Linked DNA regions of Mus musculus: all the other regions are linked to region 2. The links are chromatin loops, found by intact Hi-C in ENCODE. Cell type or tissue: gastrocnemius. All regions are shown on one strand. Each heading gives the region's core, and the rest is flanking DNA. Links, peaks and the distances in the headings are about the cores only. Region 1 has its middle 33 kb from the start of Gm42015. Region 2 has its middle 63 kb from the start of Gm42015. Region 3 has its middle 21 kb from the start of Gm42015.

What was found. Peaks named below come from ENCODE experiments on the same cell type or tissue, not always from the same donor. Only the 100,000 strongest peaks of a DNase experiment are listed, where the experiment ranks them.
Region 1: it touches region 2 in a loop (7-fold over the local background); 16 of 42 quality-filtered maps call a loop at or near these places.
Region 3: it touches region 2 in a loop (2.1-fold over the local background); 18 of 42 quality-filtered maps call a loop at or near these places.

Annotation. Positions count from the first base shown.
Region 1 is chr5:118,871,419-118,881,559 of GRCm38, forward strand. No RefSeq gene overlaps it. Among named protein-coding and RNA genes, the nearest start is that of Gm42015, 33 kb to the left of the region's middle. In gastrocnemius, for the core only: a CTCF peak has its summit at 6,141 (motif pointing right); a DNase peak (open chromatin) is centred at 6,112; H3K4me3 peaks cover 697 bases.
Region 2 is chr5:118,775,441-118,785,581 of GRCm38, forward strand. No RefSeq gene overlaps it. Among named protein-coding and RNA genes, the nearest start is that of Gm42015, 63 kb to the right of the region's middle. In gastrocnemius, for the core only: no CTCF peak of the experiment used is centred there; a DNase peak (open chromatin) is centred at 6,323; H3K27ac peaks cover 1,845 bases.
Region 3 is chr5:118,859,644-118,869,784 of GRCm38, forward strand. No RefSeq gene overlaps it. Among named protein-coding and RNA genes, the nearest start is that of Gm42015, 21 kb to the left of the region's middle. In gastrocnemius, for the core only: no CTCF peak of the experiment used is centred there; no DNase peak of the experiment used is centred there.

The DNA.
Region 1 (10,141 bases), core at 3,343-8,342, 96 kb after region 2:
ATCATGGCTACTACCATCACCATCATCAGCAACATCATGGCTACTACCATCATCATCTCCATTACAGCCACCAACATCAGCACCACCACGTTGGCCATCATGACTGTTGTGGTCATTGTTGCCACAGTCACTCTATGGACCCCAACCCGGTACTGTTATCCCGACTCCAATCAAGATCTATCATCTGCTGTGCGGCAGTTCATTGCTGCTCACAGAGGGACCATTTTCTCCTTTACTTCTCAAGGACTTCTGTGAGGACTCAGACTCTGCATTTTGAATGTCATTATTTCATCTTTACAGGTGAGGAGGACGTTGAGGCAACCCCCATTTTCCAGAGTTCGTAGAGTTCACATCACATCAAGATTGGTTTTATTTTTAACAAGAGTCAGGAGCCCTGTCCAGATGTCTTAAGGTTCAGTCTGTCAGAGTCTGGAGGGTTATTTTTCAATGTCTTGAGCATCACCAGACTGGTGCTTGCTTATTATTTTTATTATTTTCTCTTTGCGTAAAGCTGGGTGTTCAATGATATAGGTGTTTTATAGAGATGCTTTCAGGGGTCTTCTTGGGTTTCTTTGTGTATGGGGAAACCAAGGCTCAGAGAGACACGCCTCTCCCATGGCCACATAAAAGTCAGAATCAGTCTGGTGTGACTTTTCTCAAGGGACAAAGAACATTCCCAAGGTGTCCCTTGGTTCACTTGCATACTCAGTGAGGAGACCAATCAGAGGGCAGGGTCTCTCGCATGCTCAGAAAGGAGACCAATCAGAGGGCAGGGTCTCTCGCATGCTCGGAGAGGAGACCAATCAGAGGGCAGGGTCTGGAGTCACTGCCCTGGGTCACAGTCCTCGCTATTGTCTTTAGGGTTGTATTGTCTTTTAGTGTCTATTTGTCAAGTGGCTTGAGCTTTCTGAGCCTCGGTTTCCCTACCTTATAAAAGTGGGGGAGGGCTGTGTGTGTGTGGCATAGTCCTTGCAAGGCGTGGGGCAGTGAGATTGACTAAGTCGACGTTGAAAGTGTCTACTACTTACCAGGATCTTTAAGTGTGAGTCACAGAGTTGCTAATCACAGTTCTGGTAACGACATGCTCTTACTACAGAATGCAGGTCACAGAGATGTCATATAGAATTATCATATAGGGTGTGTTGCCTTTGATGCTAACAGCTTCTTACTCGCTATGCATCCTGTCCTATTCCTACGTAGTAATTCCACTGGGGGGGGGGGGGCTTTTAGTGAAGTGAGCCGGAGTCCCCTTCCTGCTTCAGCTGGTTGATTTTGGTACCATGAACTATGGTGGAATGACGGAGCCTGGCACTTCCAGAAGACTGGGGCCTTGTGTCATGTACGACTGAGAAACCAACCCCCCCCCACCACCAGTCAAATTATTAATTAGTTGCCTTATTGACTAATTTCTAAGCACTCAGTTAGATTGGGAAAGCAATCCAATTTGGAAAGGAGATCAGTGAAAAGCCTTAGCTCATCCATTTTTCAATTGGGCGCATTTCACTGTCTGGAAATAAAGAAACTGGAAGTGAGGCCTCACAGCCCCATGGAGCCTGCGATGTCTGGGACTGAGTGGAATAGTTAAATGGCCGAGGATGTGTGTGCACAGATAGATACCCAGAAACACGGACTTAATGACACACAGGTATACAAAGACACACACTCACATATACACATAGGCATACAAACACACAGAGACTTCAGACAGAGACACACATAGACAGACATGCATGCACACACACACACGCACACACACACACACACACACACACAGACAAACCCAGAGACCTCAGACAGAGACACACATAGACATATAGACACACAGAGATATACAGACATGAGAGATGTGCACACACACATACACACAGAAACACACTTAGAGACCTCAGACACACATAGACATACAGACATGAGTCATACAGATACACACACACACAGACAAACATACAAACACACACAGAGACATAGATACAGACATACACATACAAACATACACACACAGAAGTAAAAACACACATAGAAATACACCCAGAAAGATATACAGACACAGAGACACACCCAGAATGAGAGACGTGCAGATATATATACAGATACATACACATAGACACCAATACAGAGACATATCCGCACACAGAGAGAAATACGGACCCACAGATATGCAGACATAACATACACACACACACACACACACACACACACACACACACACACATAGACACAAGCAGATAAGCACACATACATGCAAACACAGAAATATACAGGCCCATCCGTAGACATACCTTCCTAGTTTAAGGACATTAAAAAAAAAAAAAAAAAAAAAAAAAAGAAGCAATTCAAAGCTGGCTGTCTCTGCTAAGACTCCACACTCCACCCCAGACACCTGCCATTCGGTACAGACGAAAATGGAACGGGGCCTATTGTGGTTAGCTAACATCCATTTTGGAGTAACATCTCTTGCAAATGCTTCCCTACCGTCCCCACGGAGGCAAAGACTGTTTTCCAGGTGTGGGAGGAACGCTACCTCAAGTCCCAGTGACTCCTTCCCAGCCCTCACTATCTGGGGTCTTAATCCATGCTTTACAAGCGAGAGAAAAACAGAGATTAAAAGTACCCAGTGGGGTTTGCTGACCTCCGCGATGGTGGTCACTTTCTCTTTCACTTTGGACAAAGACTAAAGGGACAGTTTCTCTCTTGGGTGAGTCCTCTGCAGACCCCACAGGAGTGGCTGCACCCAGAAAGGCCGCAGAATCCAGATCCCCTCTCTAGAAACCCTCCTACAGAGAAACCAAAGCAAACAGCATAGAAATCTGGCTTTTCATTTTTGGGGGATGTTTCCTGGCACCCCCAACCCCAAACATGCTTTCGGTTTGGTTTTATTTGGCAGTAGACGGAACCATTTATGGGCCAAGGGCCACGGGGTGACAAAGCGATTCAGGTAAATGAGTTTCTGCGTGCCTAGAATGGCCTTCAGCTTCGGCAGCTGGGCTTCTGAGAGAGAAAGCCTCTCTCCCGTTTTCCCCTAAGCCCTTTTAAAAGGATTTTTTCTTCTCCTCCCTTTCCAAATCTCTTCAAGAAAGAGTTTCTTTTCTTTCATACAGAGGGGATCATGGAATTAAAGTCACCAAAATATCTTAACATCAGGGTAAACAGCATTTAATAGAATCCAAATTAGATACATTAAAGAAGAGAGAATCTTAAAAAAAAATTCTCTCCTTCCTTCCTTCCTTCCTTCCTTCCTTCCTTCCTTCCTTCCTTCCTTTTCTATTTCTTTTTCTTTTTTCTTTTTTTCTTTTTCTTTTGGCCAGTACTCTTAAAGGATCCAGGGTATATGAAGAGAAAACCTCAAGGTTCATTTCAAATTACTAACTGTTATAACCCGTGGAAAACATTTACTCACAGTGAGCAGTGAGCGCCTGCTTCTCCCCACATCCCAACTCTTTAAAATCTTAGGATGCAGTGAAACTGAAAGTCCCCCCAGCTCCCAGAAACTGAAAGTCACCCCCCCCCAGCTCTCAGACGCACAGAAGCCATGTCCATAAAACCCGTGAGTTCAGTTTTCTACTACTCTGTGGTAATTAATGACACCGTAGTAAATTAATGATCTGGAATCCATAAATGGCTCAGAACTAGAGCCTTCTGGAAGGGCTCCTGGTGGTGTCCTGGGTCCTTATGCTTTGATATTTGGGACAGAAACACTTCAGGAGGGTGTGACTTCATGGCAGTCCACAGACACCTGAGCACAGCCAGGGTCACTCCACCAACGTGTTTGTTCCCCCCCAAGCCCCAGCTCCCCAACTCTGTATTCTTTCTGATTCTCTCCTGGGTTTTCCATCAAAAAACAAAACAAAACAAAACAACCCAAAGCCTGCACGATTCTATTATATAGCACGTCTCCTTTCTCCTTCTAAACCCTTCTTACTATAAAATAGCCAGAAGTTGTCTCCAGGGTCCGCAAGTCCTTGTGGTTAAATGTACATTTCAGGTGGGGAAGGGCATAGTGTGGAGACAAAGGACGGGCATAGCCAGGGCCCGGGCGGCAGCATAAGGCTGGTGTTGAAATAACACTTCTCTGTTTAGACAGGGGGTCAGGAAGCCTGAGGTTCACCCAGGCATTCCATACTTCTAAATCTGTTGTCGGCAAAGGGACAGCGGTGCGGAGCCCTTGCCTGGCATCAGCCTGGTTTTGAATTTCCTGGGTTTTTGTTGGATCCTATCACCATGAAATAGTATATATATTTCTCCCCCTAAAACATATATTTAATTTCCTTTGCCAAGAGGAAAACTAATACTTTTCCCACCAAGTTTTGAGAAAGTACATGCTATCTTTCTCAATAGAGTATCATCTATTAATTTTTTTGAGAGCTAAAAAAAGAAGGTGTGGGAACCGTAAGGCAATATTCTAAACCCATTTTATTGTTTCTTTTCTATTTTCTTTTTTGGTCAGATGGGAGAAACCTGAACTTGATTTATTATTTCATGTGTAGATATAACGTAGATATTCCAGTTTGACATTTCCTGAGAAATATTTCCGTCTCTGAGGTCCTAAAAAAAAAAATCAAAAAAAAATTTTCCTCTCTGTTTGTTGTGCTTGGTGGCAAATGAGAGGAACCCTTTAATGCTCTTTATGTTTAAGATGTTATTAACTTAAAAGAATTGACTGGGAAATTATGAACTTTATAAAAGACAGACATGACTTGCAAGCCAGTTCCTTTCAGCACTGCTTCTTTAAAAGCCACCCCCCCCCCAATTCTTTCTTCCTATAATTATAGAATGTTTTAAAAGCGAGCAGTTATGTCTGACGTACCTTGTGATTTAAAGTGGAACGTTCTCAACGTCAGAGGAATGATTTCTGCATTTGGTAGCTCAGTAAAAATCAAAAGCAGTTTTAGGGAGAGAGAGAGAGAGAGAGAGAGAGAGAGAGAGAGAGAGAGAGAGAACACAACCAGATTTGTTGTTGTTCTCAAATCAGCCTTGAATGTAGTCCTTCTTGGGTGGGGGGGGGGGACCACTGGGAGTCGGGGTGGGGGAGATAGACGGGGTAGGTAGAATTTCAGATCGGAACAAAGTTCGAGACACACAACAGGAAAACTGGCCCTTTAATGAGAGAAGTGGAAAAAAGAAAAAAGAAAAAAGGAAAAAAGAAAAGAAAAGAAAAGAAAAGAAAGAAAGAAAGAAAGAAAGAAAAAGAAAAAGGCCTAATCACTAGGACCCTCTGAAATGACACTTCAGATAACATCAGAGCTGTACCGAGTTTTTCATGAGAGAAAAAAAAAGATGAATATTTAATGGCTTCAATGAGCCCTAAGTCTGAGACCCTGCTCAACACACTCTTTCCTCAAGTAGCTTTTTATAATCTTGAAAATATTTATGGAAACGGCTCTTCCTCTGGTTTACGCTGTCCGTGCCCTCCCATAACCCCTTTACTTTGTCCCAACTGTAATTTGCTTTATTAAGAACTTTGAGGAGTTGATACAGTGGCCCAAGTTATCTATTCACAGTCACTGTGGGGTGGCCAGAATCTGCCTGCAAATTTAATGCCCCCCCACCCCGCCACCATAAGTAATGCCCCCTCCCCCATGAGTTTCAGTGATTGAGTACTTTTTTTTTTCCCTTTCTGGGGAACATCAAACAATTTAAGAAAAATGTCAAAGGTTTCAATTTATGGACAGCGAGTAATGAACTGGTCAGCGTTCTCGCCGTGGAAGCAGAATGCGAAGCGTCATAAACAAGCAGCGCTCACACACCTTCTCGCACTCGCTCGCACACGCTCCTTCTATCACCCTCTTCTAGCAATCTGGAGGACGAGGACGGGAGACTAAAGTCTTTTAGAAATTTCCAAGTCAGATCTCAACTAAAATAGGATTAAAGGGATAATGGGGGGGTGGGGGGAGAAAAAAATCGCAGAGCAAGGTTGCTTGCCCCCTCTTTTCCTGGTCTCCCAAAGGAGGTGAAAGGAATCGGAAGTTACTTTTCAAAGCTGCCCCCGTCTGTTCGTCCGTCCCCTGGCCTGGCTAGTGGTAGACCCTTAAAAGACTCTGAGAGTAGAAACATCTTCCTGTCCCCTCCTCTTTTCGCGGTAGGAAACACAAAGGCGATGGGAAGCCGCAAGGTGGCCCTTGGGGTCCCTTCCAGGTGCTACTGCAGGGGGCACTGTGACATCAAGAACTTTCTCAGCCGCTGCTTGCAGCTGGGCTGATCGTTCAGAGAACAAACCTCAGAGGCTACAACCATTTTCTCCTCGGATGTCCCTAACTTGTATTCTTACAAAGAAATGGAGATGGAAACCTGCCACTCCCCACCCCCCCACCCCTCAACTTCCGTATCGTATATGCAGCGTTTAATTTCTGCACCAATCTTTGTAAATATCACCAGCATCTCCTTTCCCCTCACAACCCCCCCCCCCCATGTTTTCTCCTTTTCTCTTGATTTCTCTTTCCAGTTTCTTCTCCTTGCTCTGCCTCCTCTTATTGCCTCCTGCAGACACCGGGGGGGGGGGGGGGGCGCACACACCTCCCATCTACCTTGGCTGCGTATTTCTGCACCGCTCTGAGAGAGTCTTCCCGGGCTGCGCCTGGCCTTTGCATCCTCCAGATTGGAGCAAAGCGCTGGCTCTTGGCTCTGTACTTTCACAGATCTTTACAGTAATTATGTGGGAACTTCAAAGCAAGGCTATTTGTTTCTCTCTCTCTCTCTCTCTCTCTCTCTCTCTCTCTCTCTCTCTCTCTCTCTCGTTCTCTCTCCTCGCACTACTGAAAGTCCAAACAAAAAATTCTGTCTGCAGACATCGCAGAAAACTGTGTTGAACTTAGCAGCTAGTATTTCAAATAAACAATGCTTGAAACAAAACAAAACAACAAACAAAAACAACACCCCCACCAACCCCCAAACCTCTTCATACTTCTGAGAAAGATAGTGGGGGGAACTCAATGAAGAACCAGTTTCCACTCGAAATGTTCGGATCCTGTCTCAGCCTCTTATACCTTGTGGACTAGAGACCAGGAGTGGCCTTGGAGGAGGAGGCCAAGGAGAACTTTCATTCAAGTTTTCAGTAGCTGAACCTGTAGCGAGGTTCTGTACCTTGCTCCTAATCAGAAGGGGCTAGTTCCAGAAAAAATAAAAAAACAAAACAAAACAAAAACAAAACAACAACAACAAAAAACCCGTGTGCTCTGGGAAAGGCTACTTTTATGGCTTGTTTTATTTTAGCGAGAATTTTACGTATTAAACGTTGAAATAAAATTCCGTCTACGTCTGTGTTTTGTATCTGCCTCAACTCGGGGCGGACACCCAGCTTCAAGGGAGAAGTAAAACGCCCGTTCAATAAGATGATGGGCTGGACGCTACAATGACGAGATGTTTCCCAGGCTCCTGACTTTCTTATAAACGGGGTTTTAGCTCAAGAACTAGAGAGGAAGGAATCTGATGAAGAAGCTGAGAACACCCGACGAATGTGGACCAAATCCCCCATGGTGGACCAATGGAGAGCTCAGAGTGATGGGTGGGTCCTAGAGAAGCCCAGGGAAAGGGGCTTCTAGAATCCACAGGGTTCGTGTGACTCAGCCAGCCCTTCCTCAGGATGTGCTGTGCTGTGGCAGCTGCAGACTCGAAAGGGGTAGATGCCACGTGCTCCCTATGGCTACCCAAACCCACACTTGGTGGACACACTTGCTGACAGGCATAAGCCCCCCCCCCCTTCCCCAATTCTTCTCCATCACCCTGACTGCCTAAGGTATTTGGCCAAAGTGAATTCGAAAGAAGGCACCGACTGAGACAGGTGATTTTCTGTTTTCTCTCCTCAGAGGACAGGCAAAATATTTACAGAGGAAAATTCCCATGCTTTCCCTTTGATTTTTAATGAGGTTAAAAAAAAAATCCCAGCTAAAGGGACGTAAGCTCCTTTGACTAAGCAGATAGGAGAGGCATTTATTAACTCAGTCCCAAATCTGCCTTCCCAAGCCGAGAGTCTCTTTTAGAAAAAAGCTTCCTCCTTTTTTTTTTCTAAAAGCAATCCTCCCTCTTTATTTATTTATTTTGGTCTTTGTTGTGTTATAGTCTCCTTCTCCCTCCCACCCAGAATCATAAATTTTCCTGCAAACCCGGGCACACACTGGTCTGGGGGTCTGTGTTAAGAGTGTGTAAAAAGCGAGTTCGTTATGATTTATTGATTAATACAATGCCACAATCATTATCACGGTAGTAGGAACAAGTGTGACAGTAATAAAAGCCGTTGTAAGCTGAGATCATCCCTCCCAGATGTTTGATGGAGACTTTAAATAGCTTTAAAAGAAAAGGAATAAAAGATTTTTTAAAAAGAGCCTTTATTCCTAAATGCGTATTCCCATAATAGAATAATGGGATATTAACGTACTTAAAAGCACAAGTTCCCACGCCTGAAGCTATACTCTCTCGGAGTTAAACTCCGAAAAGACTTTGAAATACGGGAACTTAGAGCCATGTGGGCTGGTGAGGGAGGCGCTGCTTATAAAATGGCCAGCAGATGGCGCTCCAACCACTGGTTAGGCCACAGATTTTATTTATTTATTATTATTATTTTAAAATTCTGTTCTTGGTCTTTCAGACTAGGGTGTGGACAGGCACTTTGGGTCTGATTTTGAATATTGAACAATGCCATCAAAAGGCATGGAGGACGAAGGCAGGAGTCAGGTCAAGGGGCTGTTCTGGGTGGGTGTCAGGCTGGCCAGATTTTGAGAACTTCAGTGGGACAAGAAAGGATGCTTTGTTTAGCTGTGGGTGGATTCTGGCCAGACTCCATTGAGCAGAAAACAAGGCAATGGTGCCCTCGGGTTTTCCAACTCCTTTTAGGCATTCAGGAAAGGAAAAAAAATTAGATCTTTGGTTGGTGTTGTAAGGACAACACTGTCACTACTCTGTGGTTGGAAGACATTTGGCTTTCTTCTCACCCCGCCCCCAGATCTAGCTCAAGGGAAAAGACGTGGGTGGAGGGAGAGACGGGAGAGAAGGCTGTGTCTGTCCGTGAGTCTGCGTGTCTGTGTGTCGGGTGGGGAGGGCACTTGACAGATGAATGTGGTAGTGGAGTGAAGTGTGTGTGTGTGTGGGGGGGGGGGGGGGAGACACTGAATGAACGCAGAGTCTTGTGGTCGGAGTCAAAACCTGGGTTGCAGGCCCCACCTCTCAGTGTGAGAGGCCACACCATGCTCTGGATGCCAGGATCTGGGGACAAAGGATAGGTCTAGAATGGATGCGACGGCATCCGAGGTTGAACCCGTCTGCGTCTTAAAGGGTAAGGGTGGGTTTGGCTGAAGAGCTCATGGAGAGAAGAATGAGAAGAGGGAATTTTTCCTTTTCCTGGAGCCTTCAAGGTCTTCATAACACAGCTCCCAAGTGAACTGGAATCTGGCCAATCAGAGCCGAGGAGGCAAACAACCAGGAAGTGAATGGCTATCGGGAACATTAGCAGAAACCAGGAGAGCTCAGGGGTCATCTCGAACGAGAGCTGAGATGTGTGTGTGTGTGTGTGTGTGTGTGTGTGTGTGTGTGTGTGTTTAAACCGGATAGAAAACTCTGTTTTAGCGTTTCCACCATTCTTATCTAGTCTAATCTAAGACTTCATTCATAAAATGAATCCCTGTCAACCCAGAGCCATTGCTAGCAGGCCCATTAGGATTCTACTTCTAGACAAGGACACTGAGTGTCGGGGTGGCCCCCAGTCAAATAGCTTCAAACGAAGCTAAAGCCGTTAACGCTGGGGAGAGAGCAAGCTTCAAGTCAGGGTTCTTCTGTTGGTGTGTTCAATGCACAGTTCCATTTTTCACCCTGGCTGATGGGGAACTGGCCCTGTCTCGAAGGCTGTGTGGGAGACTCACTGGGATCCCTTGCCTCAGCCTCCCAAGTGCTGGGATTAGAGTGAGCTGCCATATCTACTGGAGATTAGCGTATTTCAGGGTGATCTATAAGCATGCCTTTGGAGGAAGAAATAAAATGAAATAAAGCACTCTCTTGACTATTGGAGAGAAATCTTCTACTGTTCTTAGGACAGTGTCCTAGGGAGGAGAGACTTGAGACTCTGAGAAATACAAGCACAAAGTCACTGTTGGAAGAGGTGTCACTTGCATGTAGGGGTCAGAAGCCACTAACTCTTGCTATGAATTGATTTAAAAAA
Region 2 (10,141 bases), core at 3,201-8,200:
TGTGCTCCGGTTCCCTCCGTTCCTTCCAACTGCTGTTCGTGAATATTCCCGTTGCCTGCACCCCTGGTCTGTCCCCTGTCTCCAACAGCAAGTAGACACTGAGACCACAGGTGACCCAGCGAGAGGATGATAGTGTCACTGCTCTGGTTAAGGCCTCAAGGTTGCTTCTGCTGATGGCCATTCGTAGTGAGAGGGGGCGGGGGAGGGGGTGTGTGTGCAGGTAAGAAACCAGCGGGCCATTGTAGCAGACCACGCTCCAGATATCAGTCCCTGGATATTGGTTACAGGAGTACATCAACCCTCCCATGAGGACAGAGCCCTAGGCACTCACTCAAAGTCCCCACTTGGTCCCCTCTGAGTATTTTATAATGAAAGGCTGTGGGGTCCTACACGGCTCCAGGGATGGACGTGACTCAGGATGGTGAGGGAGATAAAGAAAAGACAAACAGAGAAAAAAATCTAGGACCGAATGGACTAGATTCTCTGATGGGAAAATGCAGCACGGAGGGAGAGCAGGGTGCTTTAATATGTGGAGGTGAACAGGGAGGCGTGGTTACTGCACACAGCTGAACAAGGGGCGGGGTCATTGCATACAGCTGAACAAGGGGCAGGGTCATTGCACACAGCTGAACAAGGGGCGGGGTCATTGCACACAGCTGAACAAGGGGCGGGGTCATTGCACACAGCTGAACAAGGGGCGGGGTCATTGCACACAGCTGAACAAGGGGCGGGGTCACTGCACACAGCTGAACAAGGGGCAGGGTCATTGCATACAGCTGAACAAGGGGGCTTGGTCATGCACACAGCTGAACAAGGGGCTGGGGTCACTGCATACAGCTGAACACAGGGCTGGGGTCATTGCATACAGCTGAACAAGGGGTGGTGTCACTGCATACAGCTGAACAAGGGGCGGGGTCATTGCATACAGCTGAACAAGGGGCGGAGTCACTGCATACAGCTGAACAAGGGGCAGGGTCACTGCATACAGCTGAACAAGGGGTGGTGTCACTGCATACAGCTGAACAAGGGGCCTGGTCATTGCATACAGCTGAACAAGGGACCTGGTCATTGCATACAGCTGAACAAGGGGAGGGGTCATTGCATACAGCTGAACACCGGGCTGGGGTCATTGCATACAGCTGAACAAGGGGCGTGGTCACCGCAATACAGCTGAGCAAAGGGGCGGGGTTATTGCATACAACAAGGAATCAGGTTTAGCTAATCTAGGTACGAGCAGTCCTTGAAGGAGAGCAGACTTCAGTCTATAGACATAGGAGAGAAAGCCGTGGTGGACATTTTCTGCACACAGTCAGCATTCACATGTGGACAAGAGGAAGGCTCTGCTTTCCCTCTGCGCCTCAGCGTGGAAGTCTTTGCTGTTTTCCCTTGTGTCTGAGGCGATGGCGTCACGACGGTGTGCCTTGGCCTGGCACACGTTCGCTCAGCGCTTCCTCCGTTCCCCACACCTCCATCCGTTTTATTTCTTAGATGTTCGGGTGGGTCCTTTTTGGTCCAGATTCAGTTTGCTGCAGCGTCCAACACCAGACTGGGAGGATAATAAAAATCAAGACTGTGACAGCCGCTATGCCCAAGAAAAACAAAAGGAATGTTCTAGCAGGTTTCAGGGATTGAAGTCCCGAAGCTAGGAGGGATCATTTTGCAGTGTCAATTGGGACAATTTGATGCTAGACCTACCTGGGAGGTACTGGTGGATTGGCCTCATCCAACCAACTGCCAATCATTTGTTGTGGGTCCATTCACCCAGGAGGCGAGTTCCAACTAACTTCCAGTTATCCTGTCTAAATCCCAGGGCTGTAACGCCCTCTGAAGAGTTCATCAGCGCTCACTGGTTAGAGTAAAAGAAAGACTTCCTCATAAACAGGTACTGGAGGATGTGACTAAGCCACTGGATAAAAAAGCATTGGCCATCCGTCTCTCTCCTGGCCAGCCTTACTTGCACGGGTATAATAACCGGACACAAACTGAGTAATGTTTAAAGCTGCCAAGGGTTTTCTCTTTGGCTGCTAATCTCCACCACCACCCGCAACTCACATGAGCTCCTCTGCTGCGAGTGGCCACAGTCAGTTCCCTGGGGTTTGCCTGGTAGAAGAAAAGAGCTGATCCCCGGAGGTTATCCTCTGACTTTCACAAGGGCATCATGGTACATGTAATGACCCCCCCCCCCCCACGCCTCCCACACCCACACAATAGTAAATGTAATAGACCGTTTGGACACAAAACAAGAGTTAGCTGTAGATGTAGTAACAGCTGGGACTTCGAAGTGACCAAGAGAGCCAGAGGTGGTGAACTACAAGACAAAGGTGAGAAAAATGCCAGAACATTTCCCATGGGGACAGGAGACATGCAGAAAGGCTAAGAGAGCTTTGTGAGGGACAACAGGCACTTAGTAGGCATTTTATAAGGAATGGAGAGAACACTGGCCGGAGACACTAGACAGAGTACTTTTTATAGTTAATGAATGATATGAATCTCCAGGCTTGAGACGTACATTCATCCAGTGACTGTGGAACCCATGTGACAGTGCAACATGGGATGCGTGCGTGCACGTGCACACACACATACATACACGCATACACACGCACAGGCACACACAGGAACACATTCATACAGGAGCACGTGTGCACACGTGCGCGTGAGCACACACACACACCCCAGGCAAAAACTAAGAGTAAGTGCAGAAGACTGTATTATTATGGGGGGAGGGTTGGGGGGTGAGAGGGAGACCTTAAGGCAAATGGTACTTTTAGAAATAAAGAGGCGCATACCACAATGTTAAAAGATTCAATTCACAGGGGAGCTAGAATAATTTTAAACTTGTATGCACTTAACACATGCCCAAACCCACAATTACAGTGGGATATTTTAACATGCCTCTCTGGGTAATTGAGAGCTGAAACACACAAAAAAGTAACGAAGAAAAGAGAAAGACGGGGACAGATAATTAACAGCCGAGATCTAATGGACATGCCGAGAAGCCACAATTAGAGACGACTGAACGTGGCCTTCTCAGGAGTCGGAAAATATAATCACAGCCCTGGGGCTGCAGACTCAGTCTCACCCGTTACCAAGGCACTGACTGCTGAGGGCCTAAGAAAGAGCGGAGGATTCTGGGAACATGGCTGCAAGGCAGTTCTCACCCCTGGACTCCCCACTCCAGACCTAACGTGAGTGGGCATGGCCCAGGCCTCAGACTCTGCTGGAATCCCTCAAACAGGCTGATGGGTGGCAGTGTTTTCCATGGGCCAAGCAGCCAGTCGTGAACAGAGACAAGGGGTGGGGGCAAAGATGATCACTTTGGATCCAGGGATCCTCCCCGTGGGCTGTCAACCTGATTTGGGGATAGGCTGATGGGCGTCGGGGCTGAGAGTTTCCTGCCCATCAGCACAAGGATGCTCTGATAATCAAGAGATTGACTCATGGTGCCCAGTATGTGCGTGAGGCAATCAGAACCCCCACGGGTACAATAGGCACATGCGTGCATGTGTGTGTGTGTGTGGGGGGGGGGTTGAGGTTGGGGAGTGGGTGGAGGCACACACCATGCCTTCCCGCTGTGGGAGGGGCTTATGTTGGCTCACGGTTTAAGGGAACCGCTCCTCATGGAGGAGAAGCCACGGTAACAGGAGTGTGAGGCAGGCACCTGCAGTCAGGAAACAGAGGGACGCCTGTGCTCAGTTTGCTTCCCCCTTTTCTCCAGTTCAGGGTCCTACCCTCAGGGACGATGCAGATCCACACGTAGGGTGGATCTTCCCTTGTCAGTTTATCTAAGCTGAAAACTCACTCATAGGTGTGCCCAGCGGCTTGTCTCTGTGTGAGGCTAGATCCCGTTGACAATCAAGGCCACCATGCAGGGAACTTTCTTTTTCATGTATCTCCCTGTTCTAGAACATTCAAGAGTAGGGACTGTATGGCGCGCAGCCTTCCTCAGCGACCTCACGTGCTTGTGTATACTTACCTTCCCTCCAGTGTCTTTCCATACCCCCCCCCCCCCGCAACTCATTTCTTTTTTGTTTGTTTGTTTTTGTTTTTGTGAGACAGGGTTTCTCTGTGTACCCAGGCTGGCCTGGCCTGGCCTGGCCTGGAACTCAGAAATCCGCCTGCCTCCGCCTCCCGAGTGCTGGGATTAAAGGTGTGCGCCACCACACCCAGTTTAGCTCATTTCTTTAAAGTCCTGAGTGACGTCAGTCCCTGCTAGATCTCTCCAGTTTATTCGTAGCTTTACTTACTAAAGAACACCTTGGCTGTTTTAAGTGTTTGGCAGTTATGAGTAGACCCATTCTAAGCATCCACGTGAAGGCTTTATACAATGGACAGGAGTATGAGTTTTTCTATACTTAAGGGCTGGCAAAACGGCTCAGGGAAAGGGCGATTGCACCCAAGCCAGATGATCGTGAGTTTGATTCCCTGGAACCCACATGGAGGAAGGAAAGAACTGAGTTCCAAAAGTTGCCCTCTGACCCCCACGTGAGTGCCAAAGCATATGTCCACCCTAAATATAAATTTACATATGGAGTTTATTTGCTTGGATGATCTAATGTATTCCAGGTTAATCTCCAGCTCCCCGTGTGTAAGGGTTACCTTGAACTTTATAAACCTCTTTGGTCTGTATGTTTTCATGGGTGATGTTTCTATTAATGTCTTTGGCCCATTTTAAAAAACAAAAAAAAAAACAAAAAAAAAAAAAAAAAAAACCAAGCTGTCGATTGACTTAACTGGCCTGGGGTAGCACAGAAAGTATTTTGGTTCCTGGTTTCTGAGGATTCAGTGTTTCATGGTGGGGAAGGTAGTTAGAGTTGGCTCACCTTTGGTGGTGGGAGCTTGCGACTTTAGGATAAACGTGGCTCCTCCCGTGACTGTGCCTGAGGCGTGAAGAGCTTCGACCAGAAGCTGAGGTGGATAGAACCGTCAAGGCCTGTCCTTCATGAGCTACTTCAGCCAATGAGGATCTGCAGGGCACATTTATCTTTATCTGAATGATAAATAAGTCAGAGAACACAGAGACTGGTATTGAACTCCCTGCCTCCACCTCTGGATCACAGCCTGAGACAGGGTTTCTCTCTATAGCCCTGGCTGACCTGGAACTCACCCTGTGTACCGGGCTGGCCTTGAACTCAGAGATCTGCCTGCCTCTGCCTCCTCGGCGCTGGCATTAAGTTTAGGCTTGTGGCCGCATAAGCATCTTCCAAATAGCCGCTGTCATGGTGCCGCTGTGCCTGCTGTAGGAAAATCAAGCTGCCTGCCGCCAGCTCAGATCTCTGCTCCCCTCTTCCCCTCCCTCTAACTCTCATGTTAGTGATGGGCACAGCATTTGGCCCTTTCTCATAGGGTCCTTCTTCCCAGGCTCACACGAGGTGGGTCTGCCATAGTCCACCCAGAAGCTCCCATTAAGGCCACACACTCAGCTAACCTAGCGACACTGTCACACACTCACTGGTGAAGCCCTGTGTGACTCAGGAGGGGTCAGGCATTCAAGGTCATTCTCTACTATATAAGCAAGTTCAGAGTCCAGGGCTAGCCTGGGCTACAAGAGACTGTCTTCTCCTCCTTCCATACCCTTCACTGTCCCCTGCTTCTCCCTCTCCTCCCCACTTCCCCTTCCCTCTCCTCTCCTGTGTCTTTCACTATCCTCATCTCTTATCAGTGACCTGTCCCTCCCTCCCTAACCTGACCTCCCTGAGTCGGAGCTGAAACACCCATTGGTCTGCTATTCAGTGTTTGGTCATTTCCTCTGCTGGTCCCAAATTTCCTCCATTAGGGGACTCGTCCCTCTGTGTAGGTCTTGGGCAGTTGGAAGGGGCGCTGTGCGTCAGAATTCCAGGGAGAAGGACCTTCTCAGATCCAATTAGGCTGTAGGGTAACATCAGAGGAGCAGAGCATCCCCAATGCTGTCGCAGGGTCACAGGGTTACAGGGTCAAAGCATGGCTCTTACTGAATAATAGATCCGTGGACACTAATGGCAGGCACCACGAACTAAATAGACTCTGTAATTTCTAGATGTTTCAATGCCTCACTGTGGGGTGAGGTAGGGGTGCGGATCCCACTCCCCCTTCGTCGGTTTCCGTGGTAGCAGCCGCTGTGGAGGGCATCTTTCTCAGTCTCCTGTCCTCCAGTTTCTTAGCCTAGTTCCTTGTGGAGATCCTGCTTCCTTCCGACCCCAGGGTCTTAGCTCTACATTCCAGGACGGTAGCCCCGAGTTCTTAGGAGCGATGCAACCTCAAGTCCTTGAGTCCCGCACCCGCATCAGGTGCATCCATCCATCTAGCGGAGCGGAGCTCGTGTCCTTCCACATGTGGCCAGCAGGTGTCGCCACAGACCGGGCAGCAGCCGAGCTTTGGCGCCATGTCACCTGGGCAGCTGGAGCCTGGGATGGTGATGAGGGGGGCAGACTGAGGCAACCCAGGTGAGACCTGCAGAGCTAACAGTGTGCTAGTGTGGTGTGCAAGGCCCTTTTTGCTCTACTGGGGTCGTAAGGACCCCGAGATAACGTTCCCAAGTACCCACTACAGAAATGACTTGAGAGGATCCGAGAGGCAAGGCTATTTGCTCGAGGCCACACAGCACTCAGCAAGCAAGGGGCAGGCTGGGTGAGCTGATGCCATGAAGGGGAACGTGCAACTTACCCAGGGTCACACTGTCTGTTTGTGGCCAAGCCAAGGCTCGAACACAGTCTGGGTTTGTATTACTGTTTGTTCAATTATTTTTGAGACAGGGTCTCACTGTTTAGACCTGGCTAGCCTGGAACTTACCATGTAGCTCAGGCTGCCCTGAAATCTCTGTTGATCCTCTATCCCAAGTACTAGGATGACACCATTCTGATTGTATGACTATTTTTGATTGACAGCCCACAGCTGTATCTGCTTGCAGGACACAAGCCCCGATGGTGTGTCCTTACCAGCACCCAGGCTGCCTGTGGCCAGTGCTTTGTCAGCCTCAGACAGCCTGTCACTGTCCTCTGAGGACTTTGTAAACTGAGACTGCGGAGGGTCTGTAACTAGTCTTGTTTCCTGGAAGGCAGACCCTCCCACCCTCAGCAAACCGCCTCTGTCCAGGTCCAGACTCTTGTGTCTTTCCCATCCTTTCTCCCAGTGTGCTGTGCTTGCACAGGGAGATGTTGTGTGTCTCTGAGCACCCAGCGGACTTCTGTTTGGGCTCACGTTCTGTGGTCTTCCACCTTCTGGGTACTCACCAACTAATGTATGCTGGACACGCCCTGGATTCTTTTCAGTACCGTGTGTGTGTGTGTGTGTGTGTGTGTGTGTGTGTGTGTGTGTGTAAATGGGACTCGCCTTCAAGAACACACATGGGGTCAGCAGTGGGCTTCATGTGGGACAGGATCCTGCACTGTTGCTCTGCCCTGCAACACTGCATTCCTAGTATTTGGACATGCCTGTAACCTTTGCACAATGACAAGATTGGCTCCGTTATTCACTTCTAATTCAGACTTCATGCAAATGTGTTTTATTATTTATTCAAAATTCATATTTATCTTATTTTACACATCTAGGTTCTCTCCCTGTATTACATACAGTATTTCTGGGTGTCATGTGTGTGCCTGGTGCCCTAGGACATCACAGAAGGGCATCAGATCTGCTGGAACTGGAGTTACAGATGGTACCGACTACAGAAGCCTACTAAAGAAGATGGCTGAGGTCCTGTGATGCCATTGGTGTCTGAAAGGTGCTGCCCCAGGGAGCCCCCGTTCTACAGAAGGAAAACGGCACCTGCGACCCAACGACTTAGGGATCAGACTTGGCCTAGCTTCACTTATACAGATGGGGAAACAAAGGCCCATTGAGCTGAACAGTGAAAGCCATAAGCTTGCCGCCTCCCGCAAGCTCCTCTGGCTTCAGTGCTGGGCAGTTGCACCCCTCATGCATGGGTGTGGGGGCACATGAGATCTCTCAGGGGACAGCTGATCCTGAAAGATCTCTCAGGGGGTAGCCTGACATCTTTGGATGCCCATTGCCATGTCACGTGGTATCCACCACCCATGAGAGTGGCTGACCCTGTATCACCTGCCCACTAACCTCCCAGCCCTGGCTGTGACCCACACCAGCTTCCATGGGAATGAATGCCCATTTGCTTGCTTTTAACTCTGTGGCTAGAGCTGGGGTGACCACTAACCACTGCCGTTAGGGGCTGCAACACCGGCCCTCGGCATTTATGGCTTCTGGGTCTGTGGGCACAAGAACTGTAGATTGGAAATAGGAAATTAAAAGGCTGCAACTACTGACTGGCCCAAATGGAGACCCATCCCATGGGCAAGAACCAATCCCTGGCATTATTAATGACACTGTCAGGATGGCAGATAGGATCTAGTTTACGGGTCCCCCAGCAGAGGCAGAGACCCACAGGCAAATGTTAGATAGAGTCTCGTGGAAGAGTTGGGGGAGGATTGAGGGCTCCAAAGTGATTAGGAGCCCCACAGGAAGACCAACAGAGTCACCTAACTTGGACCCTTGGGGGCCCCCAGAGACTGAACGGAAGAGCAAGCATGGGCTGGACCTAGACCCCTCCTGCCCCCCTTCCCCTACCCCCTGCCCCCCTCCATATGTAGATGTGAAACTTGGTCTTCATGCAGGTCTCCCAACAACTGGAATGAAGGCTGACCCTGAATCTGTTGCCTGCCTGTAGATCCCATTCCCCTCTCTGGGCTGCCTTGTCTTGCCTCAGTGGGAGACGACGCACCTAGTTTTGCAATGACTTGATGTGTCAGGGTGGGGCGATCCCCTGGGAGGGGAGGATTCCTCTTCTCAGAGGAGAAGGGGCGGGAGGAATGAGGAGAGAAGTTATGTGAAGAGGGGACTGGGAAGAAGCGGGGGTGATATTGGGTTGTAAAGTGAGTCAGTAAATAAATTAATGGAAAAAAATCGGCGACTACACTGTGTACAGACCGTGTTCCTCTCAGTTGCTACAGCATATTTAGGCCACCTAGACGGGAGTTAAGTACTAGGAAAGATACATGTAGATTCCATTTGAACGATAACAGACTTGAACTTGTTGCAAGGCCAAGCCCTGTGGATACCATGGGGCATTATAATGTTACCTGCTGCCCTTGGAGACTTGGCATCTTTGAAGCGAGTCTGGCTTCCTGGCTCTATCTCTCTTGCCCATACTCCTGGAGTTTGCAGCTGGAGATGGTGCCTTTCTTCCGTGGTGAGGGTCTGGGTTGCCAGAGAGATTGGACTGGTGGTAAGGATGCCTCTGTTGCTGCCCTCTTCTCTAGCTGGACGCTTCCATGGTGATCGTCTGTCCTCTGAGAGATAGACTGTGCTGCCTCCTGACTCAACGCCTGGTTTTATAGAGAATGGGAACACAGAAGAACTGGGTTCAGGGTGGTACCTGGCGGGTCTGGCCTGCTTGGGTTTGAGGATGGTGGATTTCACACTATCAGACTGGGGCTCTTTGCTGGAAGCCACTCGAGCCCACAACACTGCTCAGCAGTCCCTGCTGCCAGCCCAAATGCTGTGCTCGGGCTCTGGCTTCCCTCACCTGAGGTACCACAGCAGAGTCCCTTGGGAGCGAGAATGGGAACTGAGAATCCACACTGCGTGAGGACCTGACTGGGTACGTGCCAGGCTCTTTGAGAGTGGGACAGCCGGGTGGCCAAGCCAGGCTTCAAGCATAGCGTTGCTCCTCAGTGTTGTATGTCCCTGAACAAGTCATTTAACTATTGCGAGCCTCAGTTTTCTTCCTTTGTCAAGTGAGCCACGTAATATCTGCTCCATATGGCTTCTCCATAGGCTGTTAGAGTCCTGGCAGTGTTCTCTCTGTTTTGTTTCTCTCTTCCATTCTTCTCCTCTTCTCTTCATTCCCCTCTTTCTTCACCACCCCCTTAGCCCAGGCTAGCCTTCAATTCTCTATATAACCAAGGCTACATTTCAATTCCTTATTCTCTTCCCTTTATCTCCTAGTCACTGAGATTACAGATCTGATCCACTGTGCCAGCTGGTCTCATTTTTTTTTTTTTGTAATAAATACTTTGAGAAGTAGCTACTAATTTAACCACATTATTCTTAGAGGCCTTACAAGAAGACAGCAGAAGGTAGCTGGAAATAATAGCTTTGAATCCTGAATATTCTTCTAGCTTCACCTGGAGAAGTCAACACTGGAAATCAGAGA
Region 3 (10,141 bases), core at 3,298-8,297, 84 kb after region 2:
CAGCACTTACCTTGCCTAGCATACAGGAAGCCCTGGGTTCAGTCCTCAGTATCATACATCCCAGAAGTGGTGGTGCACACCTGTGGTGCCAGCATAGGGATGTGGAGACAGGAGGATTGGAAGTTCAAGGCCACCCTCAGGTACGTAGGGATGTAAATGGTCACAGTATCATCGCCACGTGTTCTCAGGGACCTTTTCTCAACACCGAGATGCTGGGGATAGATCCCAGGGCTCCCTGCATGCATCACAAGCTCTCTCTCGGTGGTGTGCATCCCCACCCATGTGTATTTATTTTAAATTATGTGTATGCATCAGTGTGTGTGTGTGTGTGTGTTTGTGCACACGTGCACATGTGTGCATGCAGGTGCAGGAGAGAAGAGGCTCTCAGACCCTCAGGAGCTGGAGTTAGAGGTGGTTGTGAGCTGCCTGCTGGGAACCAAACTTGAGTCCTTTATAGGTTCTTAACCACCAGGCTGCCTCCTCAGCCGCAGACACGCCCTTTAAGTGTTTTACCTTCCCTATACCATCGTGTCACTCATGGAGGGAACATGCACTTGGCTTGACCTTTTGCCCCCTTACAGTACAGATGAGGCAGCCAGGGCTCAGAGGGATCAAGAAAACCTAAGGTTACTATCGGATCCTTTATGGAGACATGAATCCTAGTTTCCCCAGTATAAAACCCTTAGTTACTGATGCACGCACAGGTACCTGCACTTCTGTTCCGTAGGGCCCTCTGCTCACTCCTTCTGAGCCTTTCTCCCTTAAGGATACGTACATCATGAATCTCTTTCCCTGCTCAGATCTGCTGCCGTATCTCATCCTCAATGGCTGAGTTGGTCCATTATAGGGGCAGACATAATTTATTGTACCAGTTCCACTCGGTAGGCATTTAGGTAGCTCCGTCCATCCGTGTCTCCTTCCTGTTGTCCCTCTTGACCCCAGAAGGGCTGGGCTGCCTCCAGCTCCCTGGTTTGTCAGAAGTAGCAGCTCCATCAATCTAAGCCATGTGGTCTTTAAAAATACATAACCCCAAAAAATCAGGCTCCATTAAACAAACTTATAAAATATGAATGGGACGCTTGCCCTGCCCTCATCCAACGCCACAGGGGTCAGCTCCCAGGGCATAGGCGAGTGGAGAATTAGAGACTGGTCTCTGAGTATTTAATATGATAGGGGTCACCCTGCTAGAGATGGGGGTCTTTGGTCCAATTAAATTGTACATTACAGGTGGAAAGGACAACCGTACTTAGCTCGCCATGAAGAACCATCAGTGTAGTCCAGTGTGTGTGTGTCTGTCTGTCTGACTGTCTGTCTGTCTGTGCACATCTGTATTCATGCATGCCTGTAGAAAACCTCACACTAAACCAAAAGAGTTCAGCAGGCACCTGCACAGGGCCAGAGAGTTCAAGGTTATGGCCAGAAAAGCCTGCCATTTGTTCCAAACACTTGGGCCACTGTCTGCTTGGTGACTCTTGGTCACATCGCTTAACCTCCTCTCTGTGCCTCCATTTCTTCTTTTGGAAAACAGAGGTGATGATTACTGCATGCTAGGCAGTCACAAGGTCTGAGTAAGTCTTAGAGATAGGATGTGAGGTCACCAGCTCAGGGCTGGGCCGCTGTTGTGGGTGGTTTGCAGAGCCTGCTCTGTCTTTCAGAGTTATGGCCGCTGGAAACGCTCTGCCAGGCAGAAGGAGCGGTGAGCCACAGCCATTTCCTCCACCCACCCTCCACCCCCACTGCCATGAGTACTTGGGTCTAGAACATTCCACTTATATTTTTCCACGGATGCGTGCGTTCTCTGGCGCACACCATGCACTGTTTTGCACTGGAAGTGATTTCATGGTATGGGTCTCCTGACGAATGGAGTGTTTTATAGCTTGATTTTATTTGTATTGAACGTATCCTTTGCGTTAGTCTGCCAGGTCGGTCTCAGTGAGGAACAAGGGCTGGGGATAAACAGCAGATATTGGGTAGACATGACTCCCCCGAGTCAGTAACAGCACCAGCTGGTCTTGCAGAAGACCTGGGCTTGGTTCCCAGAAACTTCATAGCCATCCCTAACTTCAGTTCCAGGGGATCAGTCACATTCTTCTGGCTTCCTTGGGTACCAGGCACACACATAGACATAAATGCAGACAAAGCACCCATGCACATGAAAGAAAAGCAAATAGTCTTAAGAACAAAACTTAAAAATAAAAATATAGCTGAGGTTTGTGATCAGAAGTGTTCATTGGGGCTGGACTTCTGGAGGCAGGGCAGTCCCTGTGAAGGGGCTGGCAGGGCCAGTTCCTGTGTCCTAGGCTCAACTCCTCTCTTCAACTCTTCCCCCTTCTCTGCTAGGGACATTTCAGAGCTCCATCTCCAGCCTCTGTTTACCTTTTAAATTGACTCCTTGTGTGATGGAGCCTTCCACAGAATCAGGCCCCACCTCCTATGTGTTTACAAAGCAGGGCCACATCAGGGATCTCTTCACTGAGGGACAGTCTGCTAGACGGTCACCTAAGGTATTTCCAAAGGGTTTTTCAAAAGGGATAAAAATCAACTTAGAAATTGACCTCTCACATCTTTAGGGTTCTTATTTTCTCACAGCAACAAGCATCTCTGAGCACCACACGAACAGAAACGGAGCAGCCAACAGTAATTTAGCAAAAGCACCCTGGCTTCAATTTGATTTCTTTGCTTTTATTCTAGGGCATCAAAGTGTTGTTTCCATACCCATGCCTCTACCTCCTCCCTCCATCCTGACTCCTGTGCTTGCCCCTGCTCATCTTTCTGCCAAGGACTCCTGTTTTCTTCTCCTGTTTCTGACCCATCAGGCTTCATATAGAACCAGTGAGAACAGTCTCAGTATGGCAACTTTGCTCTTCTGGATCCAACACATATCTTACCCTAGGGTTTGGGCCCATTGAATTTTTCCTGTCTAGGCTGCAATTCTGCTTACTTGCCTTACCCTGAATTATGAGTGTCATTCTCCTTTTTCTTCCTGGAGCTTCCTCCATCTCCTTTGGGTGTTAAAACTTTAAACCCATGGTCTCTTCTCTTGCATTTTGCTGCCACCTTCCTTAATGGCTCTGTGGCTCTTTATTCCTACCTTTTACATGAAGTGCTAGGAATTTGCTTCTGACTACAGCTTTGGCTGCCTCCTTTTGACTTCTCTCACACACAGCCTTCCCGTTATTGCTGTCTTGCTGGTGGTCACCAATTCTCTGGATTCTCTCCAGGCCTTGAGTTAGGCCAGAGAATTCCATTTCTCAGCAACTTCTCATGTTCGGTATCCTGAGTCCCAAAGCCCCTGTGTCTCTGGATGGCTTGAGATGCTGAGAAAGTTACCACCAGAAGGGCTTTGTTAGCCTTCGACTCTGAAATGTTCCCTCCTGCTTGCAGGGTTTGGTCCCTAACTGGCATTTTGAAGGTATCAGAAGGAACCTTTAGGAGGCCAGGCTGGAAGAAATAGGCCTCTAGGAGCAGGCTGTGAGGGTTGCACCCTCTCCTCCTCTGCTCTCTTGTCTATGGGGACAGAGAAATCACAGCCACCCACTCCTGTGAACACTTCCATGCCCCACTGTGCTGAACCCCTGACAACCCTGAGTCAAATCTGTCCTTTTAAAGTTGTTTGGTTAGGTATTTCAGTCAGGGTGCCTTTGTAGATGTGGGTGAGAGTCTGGGAGACACCTATGTGATGTTGTCAGTTTCTTGTGTCCCTGGAACACGGTTAGACAACAGAAACAGGCAGTCTAATTGAGAGAAGTGCACTCCTGAAAGCCAAAGGCAGGCTTCTGAGCTAGAGAAGATGGTGCTGACCCTCAGGCCTTTTATAACTCACTTACACAGCAATGCACCTTCTGCACCTGTGTCTCTTGGCTTATGGAAGGCTCCTCTTTTCTTGAATTTATCCTGGGTGGGAAAGGGTTTCCAGGGCTTTCCATCAGCTGGCTTCTTTCATGGCTTAATCTTGACGACCCCTCACCCTTCCTCTCCCTCTCCTCCTGCCACTGTGGCACAAAAGCAGCCCTAACAGTCCCCTAACCTTGGATGGATGCAAGGTGACCGGTGCCTGTAGGAACTTCTGCTGGCAGCCCTGACGGAGACTAGAATGGGCATCAGGATTGGAGGAGTCAGGGATTAGAGGACTTCAGAATCTGCTGCCATTCCTCCATATCTTGAACCAGTATTATGAGAACTGGTGTTATCAGAGACTAAAAATTTCTCTCCAGAGGCCAGTGTCCCAGGGGCGCAGTGGATGAAGGTCTCTCTCTTTCCTTAGGGTCTATGTATGCTCATGTCAGTCCATCTACAGGGAAGCCTGAGCCGCACTAGGAATTCTGGGAGCTCTTGGGCTTACCAGGGGCTCCTACAGTGCCTGGGACTGTTGGTGCCTCGGACTCTTCCAGCATGTTCTATGAGGGAGCCTGGCTTGTTCTCTGAGCTCAGTGGAAATGCACACAGGTGAAGCACGGATTTCAATTTGAAGGGGGGAAAAAGTCTTTCCCATTATAAAGGCCACTTGAAGACTAGAGTAGTACAGGTATTGTGTTTCCATATGGGCTTCATTAGGGAGCATATGCACACACATGTGAGCATGCACACACACAAGAAAGAGAAACAGTTACAGCATAGGAAGGCTCATTAAAAGCTCGGGAAAGGTTAGCCCATTTGCAGACTATACATCTTAATTTTCCCACACGGCGCACGAACCTGGGAAGAGAATCAATGGCTAGAGAGTTTCTCTGGCTTCCTTCCAAGAGCCAGATCAAGTAGACCTTACCTTTCCCACCCCTTATTAGCACGAGATATGAACCCAGGGAACCTTCTCTCCCGGGTGCCTCCAGGATGTGGGGGAGGGGGCTAGCATCCTAGTGGGGACTCAAGGCTCCACTGGCCAGCAGGTGCTCCTGGGGCTGGGCCCCTGGAATGAGAGTGTGGAAGCTCAGAGCTGGTTCCTGCTTCCAGAGGTGCTGATGGGTGAGGTAGCTGCTCACCCACTGCCAGCTGGCTTCCATTGGGCTGACAGCTTCCTGTGGCCTCATCCATCCTAGGCAGGCGCTGGATGCCCTTGGCTTCTTGGTTCTTCCTACATACACTGCTAGATCCTTGACTCCAGGGAAGATGTGGACAAGGCTGGACCTGGCCAGCCCCTGCTATTCTGAGTTGGATCCTGTACCAAAGCACTTAAAGGTGGGACTCAGGCTGGAAACATGATTCAGCAGTTAAGAGCACCCCAGCTTTAGTTCCCAACTCACAGCCACCCATAACTCCAGCTCCATGGAATCCAATGCTCTCTAGTGGCCTCTCTGGGCACTGCACTCACATGCACACACCTGCACATAGACATACAATAAAAAAGTTTAAAATAAAAAAAAAATGAAAAGGCATGAATCTGCTTATCCCTCAGTGCTCCAGTTTCTCCTTGTGAAGGGGTGTTTTTTCTGGAGGTGTGTGTGTTTGTGTGTATGTATGTATGTATGTATGTATGTATGTAATTCTGTGAGTTTCTTAGCACTGTTAGGATTAAGGGAAGAGGAAATATGTCCTGGCTGGTTTTATGCCACAAGCTAAAGTCATCAGAGAGGAGGGAACCTCAATTGAGAAAATACCTTCATAAGAGGAAAGCCTGTAGGTCATTTTCTTAATTAGTGAGCCTGAGAAAGTAGGCAGGAGTTTGTGGGAACGTTCTGGGTGGAGAATACTATATTCTGATGCCTTCCAAAGTATGGGCTTTGATAAAAACCTGAATTTCCACAAAGAACAAAGCACACACTTTATTTCATTCCACGCATTCCTCAGATCTACCTCAGAGGGATTCATAATGAATTTTTAGCATAACACACTAGGAAGGTGTCACGAAGTTAGCCTCTGGCAGTATGTATGTTGCCAATGTACTCTACCCTCCTTGCCTGTATCTGTGGCAGACATCAATAATCAATTGCTGCACTTGTCCACACAGAGCTCAGATGTGCAGCCTCATAGGCAGACACCAAGTGGCCAGAATGATCAGCGTGCTAGGGGCCTCAGTTTGTGTGCCAAGGTTGATTTAGTCAGGTCTGTTCTGAACAAGTAGGCTCACCAGTGACGATGACAGCCATGAACGACAGCTATAGTTGCTTTGTTCTTTTCTGGGAGCAGGCACTAATACTAATTCTGACAGGTTCAGAAAAGGACCTAAGCCTGGTTGCTTCAGAGGTGGAATGGAGGAAGCCTCTTGGATGTGACTACTTTGACAAATGAGACCAAACGAGATCAAACCAGACCAGACCAAAACAAACTCAAAATATCGAAAGCAGCTAATAAGAAGGGAGAGAGATGTGGAACAGGCACACCGTTAGGTACAGGTGACACCCTTTTTTTTTTTTTTAAGATTTATTTATTATATGTAAGTACACTGTAGCTGTCTTCAGACACACCAGAAGAGGGCATCAGATCTCATTACAGATGGTTGTGAGCCACCATGTGATTGCTGGGATTTGAACTCAGGACCTCTGGAAGAGCAGTCATTGCTCTTAATTGCTGAGCCATCTCTCCAGTCCCTGACACCTGTCTTCACCCAGCTTCTCACCTATGACCTCAGAAGAGAGAGGACATTGGACACCCACTATCTCACCTGGACTGATGTCAGTGCCCACAGAACTAACTGACCTGGAAGCACACAGCCAAGGTCAGAAGTTACAGTGAACTCCACCAGAGGTAGCATCCTCTGGTTTGCACCTTTGCTGGAGGGTATAGAAGTTTCCCATTGGGTGGGACTGCTGACAGCTCATCACACCAGGGTGTGGAGATTCCACCTGAGGGTTTCCTGGGCTGTGAATATGGAGGGATCTGTTAGTTTGGGTTCATTTGAGAGAAGGAGGATTCTGGAGTCAGAGAGAGACACTCCTCAGAGACAATAAAGCTACCCTTCCAAGATAAGGTAGTCACAGTGGGATGGAGAGATAGCCAACACTTTCATGACTGAGCCATATCCCTAGCCTCTGAAGAATTCTCATTGTCATGGTCCACAGGGGGTTGGGGGTTGGGGAATGGGAACTCTAGGGGGGGAAAGAGGAACTAGGAATGGGCAGGCATGGTGCCTACTGGAGTGTTTAAGGATCAATGGTTTACTGTGATGTTTGTCAAGGTTCCTCAGGGAGGATCCAGCCAGAGTAAAAGGCTTGTGTGAAAACCCCGAGGTGGGCTGCAGCCCTGAGTGCTAGAGGGCAGGCCAGTGTAGCTAAAACATGCAGGTGAAAGACAGGATGGTATTGCTCAGACAAGGGAAGTGGGAGTGTGGGACAGGCAAGATGAGGCAGTTGAAGCCCTAGACTGGAGGTCTGAGTAGTCACACCTGTGCTACAAATAATGCCCCAAACCACCTCTTACCCAGTTGTGTCAGTCAAACACCTCAAACATGGAGATCCTCACACCAGGCAGTGGCATGTCACCACACAGCCCTGCCTGATAAAATGGCCCACAGGGAAGGGGTGTAGAAAGAGGAGAAGCATTTGGGAACAGGGGGGATTTCCATAACTTCTTTCCTACCCAAGAAGTATAGAGCTACCCATGAGGATGGGGCTCTAGCTCAACTCTGCTGCTGTGTCAAACACCAAAAGCAACTTAGGAGATCAAAGGGTTGTGGTTTTTTTGTTTGTTTGTTTGTTTTTTGTTTTTTTTTTGTTTTGTTTTTTGTTTTTTGTTTTTTTTTTTTTATCTAACAGGTTACAGTTCATCATGGAAGGGAGTCAGGGCAGGAACTCAAGGGAGAACTTGAAGCATAATCTATGGAGTGACACTGCTTGCTGCCTCACTAGCAGGCTTGTGCTCAGCCAGCTTTCTTACACAGCCTGGGACCACCACCCTAGGGAGTGGTGTCACCCATTGTGGGCTGTAATTTTCCGCATCAACGAATAATCAAGATGTGCTTATAGGCCAATGCAATGCAGGAAATTTTGTTCTTGGATGATTCTAGGCTCTGTCAAGTTCACTAGGGCAAGTGGGAAGTGACTTTGCTGGAGGAATGGCAGCATCAGTCTGGGTTGAACATGTCCTAAGTACGTGGCTGAGGGCATGCTATTAAGTAAAATGGGACTAGGGACGGGAATCTCTTGGAGAATTGCCAAGGCATTATATGAGATAAGGAGGTGCTTAACTCAAAGGCAGGTGTTTGGTGTTTCCCCAGTTCCTTCCTGGTCAGGAAAACCGAGACGCATCAGGCTGACCCACTATTCCATCACAGAGCTGCCATTGTGAAGGTTTGTGTAGCTGCTGCAGAGAAGTGGTGTTGTCTCACCTGCTTAATGTAGCTTTCAGACCCCACAGTACGAAATCTAAGTTCCTGTTCCAGCAAAGCTTTCCTCTTGCCTTAGCAATATGTCTCTCTTCCTTTCTTCCTATGCCTGACTATGCTGTGAATTTCCCAACCTGGAACACCCTTCCCTTCTGAACCTCGAAGTCTGGAAGTTCTCCTCAGGTCCAGTTTCTGTCTCACCCAAGGTCTACCTAGAAGAGGGACACTTAAATGGCTGATGGAACTCTTGGAACCCTCCCTTCTGCAGGGTTGGAGTTCTGAGGTCTCCACTGTACGCTCTTGAGAGATCCCATAAAACCAAGATCTTGTGACCTCGTCACTCAGTTGTGAGAACGGCCTTTCTGTATTCTCATTGCTTCCTTCTTCCTTCTTGGGATCTCTTTCCAAATCAGTTATCTACAAGTTCCTGATGAAGGCTTTACTCCCAGGACACCAACTATGGAAATCAGGCCACCAAGAAAGGCAGGTCTGGGCCTCTATTTTATCTGATATAAAACTAACCTTAGGAGGGCTGGGATGATGACTTATTAAGTAGGGTGCTTGCCATGCAAGCATGAGAGGCTGAGTTTGATCTGTAGAACTCACATTATAAAGAGGCGAGGGACTGGAATGATAGTCCCACAATTATGGCTGCCCTTCAGAAGACCCAGTTTTATTCCCAGCACATGTAGCAGCTCACATCCTTCTGTAACTCCATCCAGTTTCAGGGACATACTGCCCTCTTATGGCCTCCATGGGTACTGAAGCCATAAATACACACACACACACACACACACACACACACACACACACACACACACACTCAGGTACACACAGAGTTCTCTAGGGCAGTGGTTCTCAACCTTCTTAATGTTGTTCGATGCTTTAACATAAATAAACATAGCTTTACTATGTTTTAACATAGTTCCTTTAACATAATTCCTCATGCTCTTGTGTCCATGTCCTTTACAGAGGCTGCCAGTAGAAGGCATGGCCCAGATTTGAGGTGGATCTTTTCCTTCAAAAGATCCTGGTCGAGTCTAGGTCTTTTCACTTTGAACAATTCAATTAAGAAAAATCTCTCACAGGTTTATCCAGCTGCTTGGGTGGTAGTTAATTCTAGATGTAGTCAAGTTGACAGCGAAGAATAGTCATCATGTATATACAAAGAAACAAATAAGTCCAGGTGTGGCAGGTAGGGAAGAAAAGAGAGTCCTGGTGCAGTTATCTCATGGATTGGAAGGGATGGGAATAGGGAGAAAGTAAGAGATACGTTGAAGACAGGGCAGCCAGGGAGAGGCCTTGTGTGCTACACAGAGTCTTTTGGATTGGGTCCTTCAAGCCAAGCATGACGTGACCAGAAACATGGGCCCGGGGAAGCCTGTCATACAGCTGTGTCTCCAGTGGTGCTCACGCTGATCAAGGCCCCCAAGGAGGGAACCTCAGCAAGATGTGGGCTTGCGGTGAGATTAGAGGTGATTTAGCTCCCCACTGCTTCCTTTACAGATGAGGAAGGTGAGGCCTAGGCGTTTGCTTGGCCCGTGTTCCTCCCGGGAGGCCACACTGAGAAGTTGCTGTCAATCTGTGTGGGAGCCTGAGCCTGCTGCCAATTGGCCTTGCCAAGAGTGTTCAGGATTTAGTAGTCCCTAAGAACACTTGCCGGCTGGGAGCATCCAATGGGCTCCCAACCCCCGCCCCACAAGCTGCACAGTCGTGCTTCTCCGAGCTGGGCTCTCGCATAGCTGGGCTGTGGAGTCTGCTGTATGCTTCCCACAATGTTTTAATTCTGGAAGTAATTAGAATGGCTGAGTGTTTTCCTATTGGATTTGGAGAACTGAAAACGTTGGTTATGATGATATAGCCTCTCTCATAGTCAAATAAGGT